2 separate regions of the Homo sapiens genome follow, and region 1 is linked to region 2. The links are chromatin loops, found by intact Hi-C in ENCODE. Cell type or tissue: endothelial cell of umbilical vein. All regions are shown on one strand. Each heading gives the region's core, and the rest is flanking DNA. Links, peaks and the distances in the headings are about the cores only.

Region 1 (7,729 bases), core at 1,729-6,728, 630 kb after region 2:
AATAAAAAAAAAGAAAAACAAGGTTAAAGCCGGGCGTGGTGGCTCACGCCTGTAATCCCAGCACTTTGGGAGGCCGAGGTGGGCGGATCATGAGGTCAAGGAGATCGAGGCCATCCTGGCTAACACGGTGAAACCCCATCTCTACTAAAAAAAAATACCAAAAAAAAAAAAAAATTAGCCGGGCACGGTGGCGGGCGCCTGTAGTCCCAGCTACTTGGGAGGCTGAGGCAGGAGAATGGCATGAACCCAGGAGGCGGAGCCTGCAGTGAGCCGAGATGGCACCACTGCACTCCAGCCCGGGCTACAGAGCGAGACTCCGTCTCAAAAAAAACGAAACAAAACAAAAAAAACAACAAAAAATGATTTTAAAAAATTTGCGACTTGTAAATCCACACATTATTTTGTTGTTCTGAAAAGAAAATTTAACATTTTATATTTTTAAAATTTGGGGGATCCTATCATATCGTTTTTTGTAACTCCAGATATTAGCTTAAAAATAGGTTTCAACATGAGTGATTTTCAGGTATTTATTCAAACATTTCCTCCTACTTCAAAAATACATAAAAACGTGATATGACTGCTTTCTTAAAGGATTTACCGAGATTATATCCTTTGAGTAAAGTGATCCTGAACTCAGTCTGGTTGTCAGTTTCATTAGGAAGGAAGTCGCTCATCTTGGTCTAAATATTCTCCAATGCCCCGTAACGCGGACATTGCTTTCAAGGAGCCATGCTTTCAAGGAGCGCCCAGATGGAAGACCTTTCTAACGACAGTTGGAAATATTCTAAGAAAAATTAATGCTATTTTAGAGTTACTAGTGGTAGGTTTTAAGATAAAACGTCTTTGTGGGCTTGTAATTTTTCCTGGGTAGCAAAGTGAAATTCGCAAACCTTGGGGCTCTCTTCTCATCCTTCTCAACCTCACATTTCTTATTTCACATGGCCTTCTGTCTAGTAACACTATACTTACACATTTAAGAACCATGCATTTAGGCTGGGCATGGTGGCTCACGCCTGTAATCCCAGCACTTTGGGAGGCTAAGGCAGGTGGATCACGAGGTCAGGAGTTCGAGACCAGCCTGGCCAACATGGTGAAATCCCATCTCTACTAAAAATACAAAAAATTAGCCAGGCGTGGTGGTGCACACCTGTAGTCCCATCTACTCAGGAGGCTGAAGCAGGAGAATCGCTTGAACCTGGTAGGCAGAGGTTGCAGTGAGCCGAGATCGCACCACTGTACTCCAGCCTGGGCGACAGACAGAGCGAGACTCTGTCTCAAAAAAAAAAAAAAAAAGAAAAAGAAACATGCGCTTATAGTTCCTCATGGCTGAGCAGCAACCTCGTTCTCTTGGAAGTGAGATATTTTTGAAAGGAAGTATTGACTAGAAAGTGAGGGGTCAGGGCTGTGTCTAGGATCAGGTTGTTCAGACAGGAAGGAAGGAAGAAAGTTTTGATGCTATTTAGAAACCTGACTTTGACATTTTGGGCTATCAGCTTGGTTTACTGGAAAAATGAAGAAAGACAGTTTTTTCTCACAAAATTGTGATGTGGGTTAGAAGAATACTGAAGAATTCAGTGATTGAGCCTTTGATATGGACAGTTGAAGTGCAGGAGACAGTTGCCAACATTTTGTTGAAGTCATTCATATACATATCTGAATCATAAATTAATTCTAAATGAGTGACATGCTTTTTAGCTTGCCAGAATTATGGAATTGCTGAGAGCAGAATGCTGTAACCTGAGCATCTGGTGATCAGACTAACCCTGGGTGGCCTGTTTGGTCACGGAACATGAGGACTCTGTGTGTTTGGAGGTTGGGCAGGGTCTGGAAGGTGACAGTATTTTGGGGGTGCTCTATTAGTCAGGAAGTCATGGGAATTTGCCTGCCCCGTTTGTCATATTTGGTTTTTGTTTGTTTGTTTTTGAGACGGAGTCTCGCTCTGTCGCCCAGGCTGGAGTGCAGTGGCACAATGTTGGCTCACTGCAACCTCCACCTCCCAGGTTCAAGTGATTCTCCTGACTCAGCCTCCCAAGTAGCTGGGATTTCAGGCACCACCACCATGCATGGCTAATTTTTGTATTTTTAGTAGAGACAGAGTTTTGCCATGTTGGCCAGGCTGGTCTTGAACTCCTGACCTCAGGTGATCTGCCCACCTCTGCCTCCCAAAGTGCTGAGATTACAGGCTTGAGCCACCATGTCCAGCTGGTTTGTCATATTTGTGTTTGAATTTGGCTCTACGTGGATTCTGCGTAAGATTTAAGTGTCTTAGTTGGAAAAAGCCTCTGCATAAATGTGCACTGAGGAATATTTGTAACAAAGCTGGGAGCCAAGTAGGGAACTGGCATAGAGATTCTTCTAGACACATAGGCAAAGGATAGCTACCACAGAAAACGGGCAGATATGTGGGATTAGAGTGAGAGGGGTAATTTAGGCGATGAAATGAGCTGGTCTCTTGTACCACTATATGGCAGGTGAGGCAGATCCCCAAGATGAGGGTAGCGGTGCTTCTAGGAAGGGGAGACCACCACACCCCTGCCCTTTCTTGACAAAGTATACCAAGTGCAGATTACACTAGAGGGAGCCAGGCCGATGCCAAGCTTCCCGCTGGATGATGAAGGCCGTGGAGATGAGGAAGAGACACAGAGAACGAAGATGCCAGAGGGGTTAGAAGTGAGGAGTTTACTGTAGTGGGGCACACAGAGAAAATAATATTTGATGGCAACTGGGCGGCTCTTGGCAAGAGATGACCAGCTTGGAAGTCCCTGCCATTCCTGACCCAAGGGCTGTAGGGATCAGCAGCTCAGGCACACACCTGTAACCCATCCTGCACACTGACTGGGAAGTTCTGGTCTAGTCAACGTCAGAAATACATAGTGAAAAGCCAGGGTCGTGGAGCCCTTTGAGAATCTGATGGAAGTTATGGGCCTTCTCCCCAGAAAGCCCACAAATGTGACACACACATACAATTGTGCTCACTGTTTCAAGGGATTTATGAAAATGCTCATCTACTTCTTTAATTTATTTTTATTTTGAGACAGAGTCTCACTCTGTCACTCAGGCTGGAGTGCAGTGGTGTAATCTTGGCTCACTGCAACCTCCACCTCCCAGGTTCAAGTGATTCTCATGCCTCAGCCTCCCGAGTAGCTAGGATTGCAGGTACACACCTGCAATGCCATCATGCCTGGCTAATTTTTATATTTTTAGTAGAGATGGAGTTTCACCATGTTGACCAGGCTGGTCTTGAACCCCTGGCCTTAAGTGACCTGCCCGCTTCAGCCTCCCAAAGTGCTGGGATTACAGATATGAGCCACTATGCCTGGCCAAAATGCTCATCTAATTTTGGATCTTATGATAAGAACCTTGGTTGGAGATTATTAAAGAAAGGGTGTTGATGAAGAAATGAAGGCCAATTCACTTGAATAAATTCAGCAACTAGGATTTAAAAAGTCCATCTAAAGAAGGAGAGAATCACAGACTCTTAGGGCATTCAAAGGCTCCATAAACCTCTGGCTTTGGAAGTGGTTCAAATGCTAGGGATACCAAGCAGAAAATATCCAGGTCAGGTCATTAGATCCAAACAATCGAGCACATTGCAATGGTTGAGCAGATCGCTCGGCTCCGTGTTGGCTACTTTTTAAAGGTCCTGATGTTAACTTGGTCAGGATAATAATTTGGTAAATAGTCAATGGCACAAGTTTTATTTCTGTATCCCTCCTTCCAAACATTTTTCCCCGGGAGGGACCCTTCTCTAGTTTTCTCGGTATGCATGGCGGAATGGGGAGCGTGTGGTGAGGTGTGCTCTTGCACGGACTTCCAAGATTGACAGTGGCTGCCTGGGTACCTATTGTCTCAAGGACTCTGCCACCCAGTGCATAATCAGTTCTAAGCCACTCATCTTCACTTGCCCATATGCCCCCTGGAAGCACCCGTATTGCTGAAATGACATGTATCGAAAACAACGAGACAGTCAGGGCTCAACGCCTTACCAACTATTTGTGAACCAAAATAATAACCAGATCTCAAAAGACTAAATGGTGGGCGAGGGATGGAGCGTCAGTACTACCTTAGAAAATATGTGACTTGTGTTAGTTGAATCTCAGGTCTGACATCATGTGAAAGTGCTTTCTTTGCAAAATACAGCCTGGGGGGAAATTTTGCCAGTGTCTTGCTCTGGTGAGTTAATATGCATTTAACCAGTTTTATAACAGATTATTTACCAACGGGAACAGAATGCTTTGGCACGGGATGCCTTTGAGAGAGCTATTCTATTGCTCTGGCTAATTCCATATTTCAAAATAATTTCCACATACTCCTGGTGGATGTAGGTTCTCTCAAACTCTTCCCTCTACTGGTGAAATGGGAGAACTGGCAAGTAGGTGAGATTATGTTGCCCTCTGGTGTCTGCCAACCCAAAAGAAAGAACTAGAACTTAGGAAGGCGATGAGATGTAGAAGGAAGGTAGAAGGTGCTCCCCATCGGGAGAAAGATAAAGATGGAGAGGTTGGGGGATGAAGAGGGAGGAAGGGAATGAGCTTGGTGTCCTCTGCCCGTTGGACCTTCTTCTCTTGGGTGAGTGACAGGATTCCAACTACTCTTCCTGTCTGAGGAGGAAAGTGACACCTCCAGGGCTATTTGCCTGATGAGTCTGGGGCCTCTGTGATTTGTGATGGAGAAGTAGGCTCATCGGGGGGGTGGGACCTGGCCATTCTCTGCAGGGAACCGCTGGGGAAATGAGCTGGGTGATGGCCACCCATAGTCCCATCCTTCAGGTTTGGCTGAATAGGAGAATGTCCCTGGGACTGGGAGTGGGAGGGAAATAGCCCTTGTCCTTGGGGGAAACTCTTGGCAGTTATGACATTATTAAAAGTACAGGGATGGTGAAGGGGAATTCGCTGGTTGTCCACTGCAGGGGTCTTCACACCTGGTAGCAGTGGCCATTTTAGACTGTGGCCCTTTGGAGCTCTCTCAAGAACATCATGCCAGGAGGGCAGCCCCAGAGAGCATGATGGAGAGGGGGAATTTCTTCCCCCACAGGGAACTGAGTCCAGCCCTCCACCCTCAGAATGGCAGCTACTGCCTGAGGACCCACCTGTGTCTAGGATGGAGACCAGGATTTTCATTCTCCTTAGGGAAACCCACCAATAACCTCAAATGTACTTCTCATGGCCTAGCCTGGGGCACCCGGCTCCTCCCCTCTGGGCCCGTGTCTGGGCTTTGCCATGTTTGCCAGGCACCCGGGGGAGCAGGGTGTGGTGAGCCCAGCCAGCCTGTTATTACATCTTGTATCATCTTCTGATGTGCCTATCCTGTCATTGACTTTTGATGCCCTACACGAGAGCAGGCATTACATTTTCTTGCCACAAACTATGGCAAGTCTGTGGAAATTGTTGATAATTTTTCTTACAGAAAGACCATTGGCTGGGCATGGTGGCTCACACCTGTAATCCCAGCACTTTGGGACGCCAAGGCAGGCAGATCACCTGAGGTCAGGAGTTTGAGACCAGCCTGGCCAACATGGTGAAACCCCATCTCTACTAAAAATACAAAAATTAGCTGGGCGTGGTGGTGCACGCCTGTAATCCCAGCTACTTGGGAGCCTGTGGCGGGAGAATCGCTTGAACTCGGAAGGCAGAGGTTGCAGGGAGCCAAGATTGCACCATTGTACTCCAGCCTAGGGGTCAAGAGAGAAACTCTGTCTCAAAAAAAAAAAAAAAAAAAAGGGAAAAGAAACAAAAAATTGATGACTATTCATAGAAACTGATGGCAGCTAGGAGTAAAAAGGTGGGCAAATTTGGGCAGAGACACAGGGAGGCAGAGCGCTCCATCTTTGGTCAGGGTTAGTGGAGACCATGGAGCCATGGGAGGAAATCCTTTGGGTGCCTGAGCCCTGTGGGGCTGGGGAGGGGACCTGGTTACCCTGGTTTCCTGGAAGGAGGCTGTGGGGAGGCACAGGACGGGAGTGAAGCTGGGAAAAGGAAGCACCTTCAGCAGCAAGTTTCTTTTGTAGATTATCTTGGGTTTTTCAAATCCTAGTTCAAAAGCCAGTAAAGAGCCATGAGTGTTGGCATGTTTCTGTAGTCCCAGCTACTCGGGAGGCTGAGGAGGGAGGATCACTTAAGCCCAGGTGTTGGAGGCCACTCTGATTGTGCCACTGCACTCCATCCTGGGCAATAGAGGGAGACCCTGCCTTAAAACAAGAACAACCACACACACACACACAAAACCAAAAAACCCAAAGCCAGTAAAGCTGGGATTTCTTTTCTTACTTCCTTTTTTTTTTTTTTTTTTTTTGACAGAGTCTCGCTCTGTTGCCCAGGCTGGAGTGCAGTGGCGAGATCTCGGCTCACTGAAACCTCCGCCTCCCAGGTTCAAGCGATTCTCCTGCCTCACCCTCCCAAGTAGCTGGGATTACAGGTGCCCACCATGCCCAGCTAACTTTTGTTTTTTTAGTAGAGGTGGGGTTTCACCATGTTGGCCAGGCTGGTCTCAAACTCCTTACCTCAAGCGATCTGCCCGCCTTGGCCTTGCAAAGTCTGCTGAAATTACAGGCATGAGCCACTGTGCCCGGCCAAAACTGGGATTTCTGATGTAATCCCCAGGCTGACAGAACTCTTGAGTGAAAGGGGGATAATGGTCTAGCACTTAGCTCCCAGTAAATTCAAAGTATAGTTATTGAATGAATGAATGAATGGAATATTGCAATTGATTTTGTTATTGGTTTTTGACTAGAGGGTATGTATATGGATGGTAAGTAAGAAGAGAAAATGGGAAAACCGATTTTGTTTTAAAAAACTGTATGACCACGTAGGAAACATAGGTTCAGATTATAGTTGTGGAAACTCTGCAAGACTAGGAGATGTAAAAGAAGGTTAGAGTGAGGAAAGAAAGCCAGCAGAATAATTTTCAAAGATAGCTAATTCATGGATCTGTAAATTATTTTATTTAATCTTCATGCAACTGAAACAGAAGCAGGCATAATAATTTTGCAGGCAAGGCAGTACACAGGGGGTCGGGCCAGCACCTCCACCAGGCACTTGCTGATTCCCTCCTTGGTATTTTCCCTACAGGTGAAACCAGCTTAGGCTAGTGACTATGAATGTCCGGCGTTGACTTTTAGGGAAAACACGCTGCAGAAGGACATCCTGCACCCTCCGTGGGGTGGCGGGGGGGGTATGATTCCCCCCATTTGCTGAGGTGCCCGCCAGCTGGGCGATGCCTTTGAACTTCTGGGCTTTGAGTGCCCACGCACCCGGCCACAAGCCACCTTCCCCAGCACTTGCTCCCTCTGAGGAAGCGGCATCTACTCTAGCACGGGCTTTGCCTGTAACCTTTAGTGCTGTTTTCTAGAAAAGGATTTGGTGAGGTTCGTTGTATTCAGACTGGGTTGTTCTTTTAGAAATTGGTCTGTGCTGTCTTCATTTTATTTGCCAAAATATGAGCTACAACGCTACGGACTGATCATTTTACTAAATCTTTCTCCTTCTCCCACTCCTGTCTGTCTTTGTAAGTCAAAGCTATTTTGCATTACGTGAGCAACAAAATGATTTACAAAATGAGAGACAGGGACAATCTATTCTAACGGTTAGATGGCAATAACAAATATTTACACGAGCCTGGCTGATGCTGACTTTTGGAGAGCGCGCGCTCCAACTGAAAGCTGAAAGCTGGGGAACTGAGCCATGGGAGGCCAGCCTCTGGTGTTCTGCTGGACAGCCTCTTGGGCCAAAAA
Region 2 (7,729 bases), core at 1,425-6,424:
ACAACAAAATCCACAGATTAAGTGCACAGATAGGTCAATGATTTTGACAAATGTATCCCCCATGGAACCGCTGCCCAATCAGTATAAGGAGCATTTCCATCTCCCCAGAGGGCCCTGTGTCTGCGGCAGCAAGTACCCCACCCCCTCTGGTCTGGGTGCTGTCCCGGGAGGTGAGTTTTGCAGGTTCATTGTCAGTGGCTGTGATGGGGGCTGATTACATCCCGCCTGGCTACTCTGCACGTCCTGCTTCTGCCCTGCTCCCGGGCCTGGTCTGAGGGTCTGGAGACCTGGTTGTCTTGTGGGAAGGAAGAGGTGGCAGAGCCGGCACTGAATCCAGGGCCTATGAATGTGCCCCCAGGGCTATGTTTGAACCTGTAGGGTTTGAGAGACAAGGAGAACTTGAAGGATTCCCAACAGCCTGAAGGCCCATCGTGCCTCTTTGGGAATCTGGGCTGAGTGGGATGGCCCCTTGGCTTCCTGCAGTATTTATGAAGTGCCTACTGCATGCGCCGGGCCGTGCCAGATGACGTAGGGGGGTGAAAGGAAGAGAAGGCGAGACCTCGCCCTCGAGGAGCTGTGGTTTAGAGGCATGAGGATGGGCCATGCGACTCCCTTGCTCGAAAAGCAAGAAAAGGTGCAGTCGAGAGACCTAGAAGAGGCGGCAGCCCTTTCCTCTGCTGACTCGCAGCTCAGCCTCGCAACTTGGCATGGAGGGTTTTAGTTGTTAAAAACTAAACATTATTTTATTACATATTCCATATTTGTTATTATTTATTCAGAGACAGGGTCTCACTCTGAGGCCCATGCTGCAGTGGTGAGATCATGGCTTATTGTGGCCTTGACTTCCTGGGCTCAAGCGATCCCCCCACCTCAGCCTCCCAAAATGCTGGGATTACAGGCATGAGCCACCGCACCCAGTCTATTTCCTTATTACAAAATTCTCAGCATGGAGTTTTTCATTCATCTTTATGTTTATGTTGTACAATATCAGTTTTAAGTTTCAGTGCATTTAACTCGTGGAATCACAGAAATGACAGTTTTCATAACTTACACATGCGTATTTCTTTTTTTTTTTTTTTTTTTTTTTGAGACAGAGTCTTGCCCTGTCGCCCAGGCTGGAGTGCAGTGGCGCCATCTCGGCTTACTGCAAGCTCCGCCTACCGGGTTCACGCCATTCCCCTGCCTCAGCCTCCCGAGTAGCTGGGACTATAGGCGCCCGCCACCATGCCCGGCTAATTTTTTTTGTATTTTTAGTAGAGATGCGGTTTCACCATGTTAGCTAGGATAGTCTCGATCTCCTGTCCTCGTGATCCACCCGCCTCGGCCTCCCAAAGTGCTGGCATTACAGGCGTGAGCCACTGTGCCCGGCCATCTATTTCATTCTTATCAGAAAGTTAACTGAGCTGTTTTTCACCTCTTGAGGTGCACATATTCTATCAACACTGTCTGCCTTCACCTACTGATGATGGAGGAAAAGAGGGGGAAAGGCACTCTGGGTGGCCCAGCAGGTTGCCCTGGCTTTCTGTGTCATTTTCCGAGTATGTGGTTGGCTGACGCATGTGTAGGAAGGGACATGATGGGGCCTTTGGTGTCTGAATTCTCCGAACCCTTACTTCCTTCTGTAGGGGGAACAGGTTCTGCTTGCAATGGGAAGTGCAGCAGCTCACCCAAGCTTCACCCTAATGCCAGAAAGCCCCACACCCTGGGTCTACCACGATCCCACACTCCTGGGCTCTCCACTCACAGGAGTGCTGTGTTATTCCAGCAGGCTTCGCTTTGCTTACAAAATACAAAGACAAAATCGGGAATTTCAGGATAGTGGCAGCTTCTGAGTGCCAGTTCCATGGCACATGCCAGGCAGGCAGGCAGCCCAGGGTGTGCTTAATAAACCCTGAGGGCACCTTCTAGATTCAGGAGGCCACGGCAGATGTGACTGGAGCCTGGTATGAGGGCAGCCCAGGCCACTGGCTGCCTGGGGCCCTGGAGTGCTTGGGGGCAGTGAGGGGGTGCCCTCCTCCAGGGGCCCTGGGACGTGGAGGTCAGGAAGGAGGTCAGGAAGGGACGTGAAGGCTCTGCTGCCCTTGCCTGGGTCGCCTTGTGTGTGAGTCACTTCACCTCTGCCCCAGCTTCCCCATCTGCAAAAGGGGGGAGAAGCTGGGAGTGAAGCGGCCTCACCATGTGGTTTGGAGCACCAGGTGAAGAATGTAAGTAAAGCACTTGGCATGGGGTGGGCATGGAGTCAGGGCTCTCCCTTGGGGGTGGCGTTGATCCCCCGTGAGCCACAGGTAGGTCCGGCAAGTGGAGCCAGGTTCCTGAGGCCGTGCCTGCAGGTTGGCCCTGTGTGACGAGGTTGACGGCATCTCCAGTGTTGGGCCGCTGGCCGCCTGCCCAGCATGTGTTCCTGGCTCTGCCTCCTGCTGCCGCCTCCGCTGCGCCTTCTGAGTGTCACACCAGGAGGCAGCAGGGGCTGGCAGCACCTCCGCTCCTGCTGCCGTGCCTGGAATTTGGGGCCATGGCCCTGGCCGGTTCTCCATCCTGCCTGTTTGCATAGAGCTCGTTCCCTGGCCTGGCATCTTGGGATTTTCCAGTGATTCCTTTCCATACTTGAAGCAGACATGGGGATGCAGGGGATGGTCATGTCTGCGTTGTTGGTCACTGAACATTTTAAAGGTGGCAACACAATTGCCTTTAAAGTGATATGGCATGAAAAAAATCGTTATTTATATTTGGCATGGCCAAAGAGTAAAAACTCAAGGGATGGTTGCTGAGGAGCATTCAGGAGGCCTGGGGTGGCATCAGGGACCAAGTGTCCGTTTGATTTCACAGACCCGTAAGTGTTCAGTGTCTTGAGCGAACTGTGAAGAGGAGACCCTGGCCTCTGATTTCAAAGGCGCCAGCGTTTTACCGGGGCCGGTGCAGATAATGGAAGAAAGGTGTTTTGCCAGGGACTTTTCCGGGGTATGCAGTGGGGCTGGTGAGGGGTCTGCCTTAGCAGGAAGCCCTTGCCTTTGCTGTAAAGAAACTAGCAAGCGACAAAACGAAAGCATCAAAGAGCCAACAGGATGCGGCCCGAGCCCTCCCTGGCACGTTGCCCCGAGCCGCGCGGGGAAGAGTGACCTTAGGGCCCGCCTCGCGCACACAGGCCAGGCACAGGTTGAAAGTTCAAGGCATTTTGTTTTTTCACCTGTTTCCTACAGTTCTAAGAAACTTCTGAAGAATTAATGTGTAACTATATCAGACACTCGGCGTTTTCTCCAGGGAAAATAATGTTACAGTGGGGGAGGGAGGGGAAGTGGCTACTTGATGAGACACAAGAAGGTTTCCATAAAGTAAGAAAAACCCTCTCTAGGGGAAACGTGCACAACATCGCATGTGACTCTTACTCCATCTCCACCATGTAGAATGGCTGCGTTTGCTCAGGGCTGGCACAGTGTGGGGCTGCTGGTGGTCACAGAAGGACTAGAGCAGCAGTTGGTGTCCTTGAAACCAGTGTACAGCCGTGATCACCATGCCCTTCGTGAGTCTGGTGGGCCCAGGATCTGCTGGGGCCAATTTTGACACGAGGTATTGAATGACAAAAGCAAATTAATGCAGCAAATGTAAAGATAGAGATAAGCTCTTTGCCATGCCACCTTCTGGACCAGGAGTTTATGATTCTGATACTATTTCTCCCTGGCCAGTGGCAGAGCCCCTCTGGCAGGGGCCTGAGCTTCATGCTACCCAAGTCTAAATCATTTTACTTTTTTCTAACAAAGTCTTAACTTGCCAACTGGCAGTATGCATTGTTACTGGCTTGATATATCATGTGGAGAAAACAGATGCTTTGACATGATGACATACAGATTTTACTAACATTTCCTCCTGTCATGAAATTTTCATATAAAGATGAATATTTTCTTGAGGCACCATTTATAAAGGTGGTTTTTATGTTAGAAGCTGGTGTTGGCCAGGCGTGCTGGCTCATGCCTGCAATCTAGCACTTTGGGAGGCCGAGGTGGGCGGATCACAAGGTCAAGAGTTTGAGACCAGCCTGGCCAATATGGTGAAACCCCATCTCTACTAAAAATACAAAAATTAGCCAGGCGTGGTGGTGGGCACCTATAGTCCCAGCTACTCAGGAGGCTGAGGCAGGAGAACTGCTTGAACCTGGGAGGCGGAGGTTGCAGTGAGCCGAGATCGCGCCACTGCACTCCAGCCTGGGTGACAGAGCGACACTCCGTCTCAAAAAAAAAAAAAAAAAAAAAAAAAAAAGCTGGTGTCTTTTTAAAATCCTTTTGTAAATTAGTTTAAGAAGAGTTAAACACTAGCCCTTTCCTTGTTCGGTTCACCTGGTCTGCGTATGCATGCTTTTAAACGTGTACCAGGCATATGAAGTGGTTGTGATTTGTAAACTATCATCATAAACTCTTAAATCCTGCCTTTTACACTCTTGCCACCAGGTGGCTAAGAAAAAAGAAATCAAGAAAAAAATCTAACAGTTATGCAAAGGACTCGTAATCACTTTCAAGTTCTGCTTCAGTGGTGAAATATGAAACTATAGACGGACTGCGTTTCAAGAAGGAGAACTGCTGAATAAGTGACAGGCATTTCAGGCAGCGCCCGACCAGATGGACAGCTCATGAGTCTTCTTATTTTCTCAAATATTGGCAATGGGAAACCAGATTTTGCTGATCTAAAGCTTTTGGAGACTCTCTGAGCCTGTTCCACCTCCATGCTGTCCCCTGGATGCCGCTATTGTCCGGACCAGTTAGCTTTGGGACAGAGGTTCAGCTTTGGCCTCTTGGATTTCCAGAGTGGAGGATGCCTGAATCCTGACCACAGCAGCAGGCCGCCCTTATCCTTAACACATCAGCATCAGGGAACGACATCTGCAGAGATGTTCAGTGCCCTCAGAATTGGCTCTAGGAACCCAAAGTAAAATTCTCCAAACTGATGTTAAGGTCTCATGCATGTCATTCTTTGATTCTGTGTATTAACAGTAAGATGCTATGAGGAAATCCGTGCACGAGGGATGACAGCGTGGCAGGCTGGAACACGCTTTTTAGATTTACTTTCGTGGACTGGATCTGTTAAGAGTAAGGCCAGCGTCCTAGGGCACAAACCGTGCTCTCCCCAACGTTTCCACAGCGTCATGAAGGACGATCTTGTCCCATGAAACAAACCCTACCCGTCTTCTTGCTGGGGGGGTCAGCGGCTGCTCTGCTTCTCCTGTGCACCCGGGGTTGCTCTTCAGTTCTCTAACTTAGTAAGTTGGACTGGCAGCCTCTTGGTTGTACACCATTTTATTCTTGATTCGCTTTTCTGATTCAAAGTGAACCTGAGTGCCTTAATCCTCTAAGGGGAATTAATTGCTTGTTTCAGTGCTTAACTCTGATCCTGGCTCAGTCCCCATGGGGACAAGTTTCTTCCTGTTAGGATCTGTGTGTGTTGTTCAAAACACAATCAGAAAGGTAATGAAGTTTTTCTTATGACAGAAGCCAGAAATGCAGGCTATTTTCTTTTCTATTGCATAAGTAGTGTTCTCAAACTAACTTTATGTTATGAAGGATGCTATTGAACTCAATACATAAAATGTAGAAAATTTTAGTTGGTCATTCTAGCAGGCTGGATTATTTCCTAGAAATGAAGGTTAACTTTTATTGCCTGGTTTTATTTTACAGAAATAAGCTATCATCTTCTGCAGAAGACAATTACTGAACTGATTTTCCAGAGTTGGAATTAACCTTCTGTGGCCTAATCACCTTCATTTCTACGTAATATCACCCTCCCAAGCATTTTTCTTGGTTTTGGAAAATCATTAAGGCCACAACCACTACTCGATATGCCTGATGCCCTCTCCCACTTATAATGTGTTCATTTTTATTTTTGAGAAGACTATAGCTAGTAGATATTTCTAGAAGATGTTGATAAAGGATGGAGTTAAGTGGAGACCTGAGGAGGGAGCAGGGATAAGGAAGGGCCAAGGGGAAGAGGGAATTCACATTCATCAGGTGCTCATGCCTGCACAGTCGGCAGTCAGTGGAGGGTAACTCTTTGGGGTAAATAGGAGGAAATGGAAGCTCAAGAACTTGAAATCACTTGCCCAAAGTCCCACAGGTGCTCAGGGATGGAGGCAGGAACTCAAGTCAGGCCTGTTATGGCACAGTGGATTGTTTGATACTTGCCCTGCACTCTGTCCCTAAATGCCCATCTACAGAATTCTGAGGTTGCCTTTCCTGATGCTGGCCCTGCAAGGGCTGGGCTCACACTGTGTCTGATGCAGCAGGGCTGACTTGGGGGCAATTACTTCACATTAAGGTAGAGACCAAGAGAAATACTTGTTTTAATCTGGAAAAACTCAGATGGCTTGCCTACAGCCGTTTCTTACCATTACTCATTAAACCAAGCCCTTACATTTTATCTGAGACCCTGACTCTAACCCTGTGCCATGGAAAAACAAACAAACAAACAAAAAACTAGCATGGTGAGAGGGGGCAGGGTTGAAGACACAGTAACATGTGGCTCTCAGAAGGTGGCATCCCCTTCTGCAGTGGCAGTGTCACCCCTCCCAGCCCGGCCCAGGGGCCTGGTGCACCCAAAGAGGAGCCCGACATTTTCTCAGCCAGAATGAATCACAGGCACATTCTGCTGCGGTTCTGAGAGGCATCTGGCCAGTGTTATAGACTTTTCATGTGTCCTGTTGGTTGTGATCCTCACAGCAGCCCTTGGAGATGGGCTGAACATGAGAGACAAGGAACAAGAGTACAAGGAGATAAGAAGCTCAAAAAACAACAAACAAAACCCAAAGCTAGCAGAAGGAAAGGAACAGTAATGATTAGAGCAGAGATAAACAAAAAGAGAATTTTAAACAACAGAGAAAATCAGTTAAACCAAGAGTTGGCTGTTTGAGAAGACTAACAAAATTGACAGACCTTTAACTTAAATAAAAAGAGAGAAAAGATCTAAATAACTAAAACCAGAAATGGACGAGAAAACATCACGTCCTACAGAACAACACATCTTGCAGAAATAAAAAGGCCAAGAGAATATTATGAACAATTATGCCAACAAATTGTCTAACCTAGATGAAATGGACAAATTCCTAGAAAGACACAACCTACTGAGACTGAACAGACCTACAACTAGTAAAGAGACTGAAGCAGCAGTCAAAAATCTCCCCCAAAAGAAAAGCCCACTCTCTCTCCGGTCCGTGCCTCCAAGATGACAAAGAAAAGAAGGAACAATGGTCGTGCCAAAAAGGGCCGCGGCCACGTGCAGCCTATTCGCTGCACTAACTGTGCCCGATGCGTGCCCAAGGACAACGCCATTAAGAAATTCGTCATTCGAAACATAGTGGAGGCCGCAGCAGTCAGGGACATTTCTGAAGCGAGCGTCTTCGATGCCTATGTGCTTCCCAAGCTGTATGTGAAGCTACATTACTGTGTGAGTTGTGCAATTCACAGCAAAGTAGTCAGGAATCGATCTCGTGAAGCCCGCAAGGACCGAACACCCCCACCTCGATTTAGACCTGCGGGTGCTGCCCCACGTCCCCCACCAAAGCCCATGTAAGGAGCTGAGTTCTTAAAGACTGAAGACAGGCTATTCTCTGGAGAAAAATAAAATGGAAATTGTACTTAAAAAAAAAAAAAAAAAAGCCCAGGACCAGATGGCTTCACTGGTAAATTCTACCAAACATTTACAGAATTCACACCAGTCCTCCTGAAACTCTTCTAAAGAATGAAGAAGAAGG

The links. Peaks named below come from ENCODE experiments on the same cell type or tissue, not always from the same donor. Only the 100,000 strongest peaks of a DNase experiment are listed, where the experiment ranks them.
Region 1: a loop joins it to region 2, with 5 times the contacts of the local background. A loop is called at or near these places in 5 of 110 quality-filtered maps.

What each region holds. Positions count from the first base shown.
Region 1 is chr13:99,913,330-99,921,058 of GRCh38, reverse strand. The region is part of intron 1 of CLYBL-AS3 (CLYBL antisense RNA 3); the gene reads left to right. Among named protein-coding and RNA genes, the nearest start is that of CLYBL-AS3, 40 kb to the left of the region's middle. RefSeq lists enhancers at 6,689-7,188, 7,189-7,690. In endothelial cell of umbilical vein, for the core only: a CTCF peak has its summit at 4,369 (motif pointing left); a DNase peak (open chromatin) is centred at 4,358; H3K27me3 peaks cover 518 bases.
Region 2 is chr13:100,539,720-100,547,448 of GRCh38, reverse strand. All of the region lies in intron 2 of GGACT (gamma-glutamylamine cyclotransferase), which reads left to right. It also overlaps the pseudogene RPS26P47. Among named protein-coding and RNA genes, the nearest start is that of GGACT, 45 kb to the left of the region's middle. RefSeq lists enhancers at 1-79, 80-758, 1,507-2,229, 2,230-2,953, 4,384-4,563. In endothelial cell of umbilical vein, for the core only: a CTCF peak has its summit at 4,448; DNase peaks (open chromatin) are centred at 2,528, 3,208 and 4,438; H3K4me3 peaks cover 387 bases; H3K27ac peaks cover 385 bases.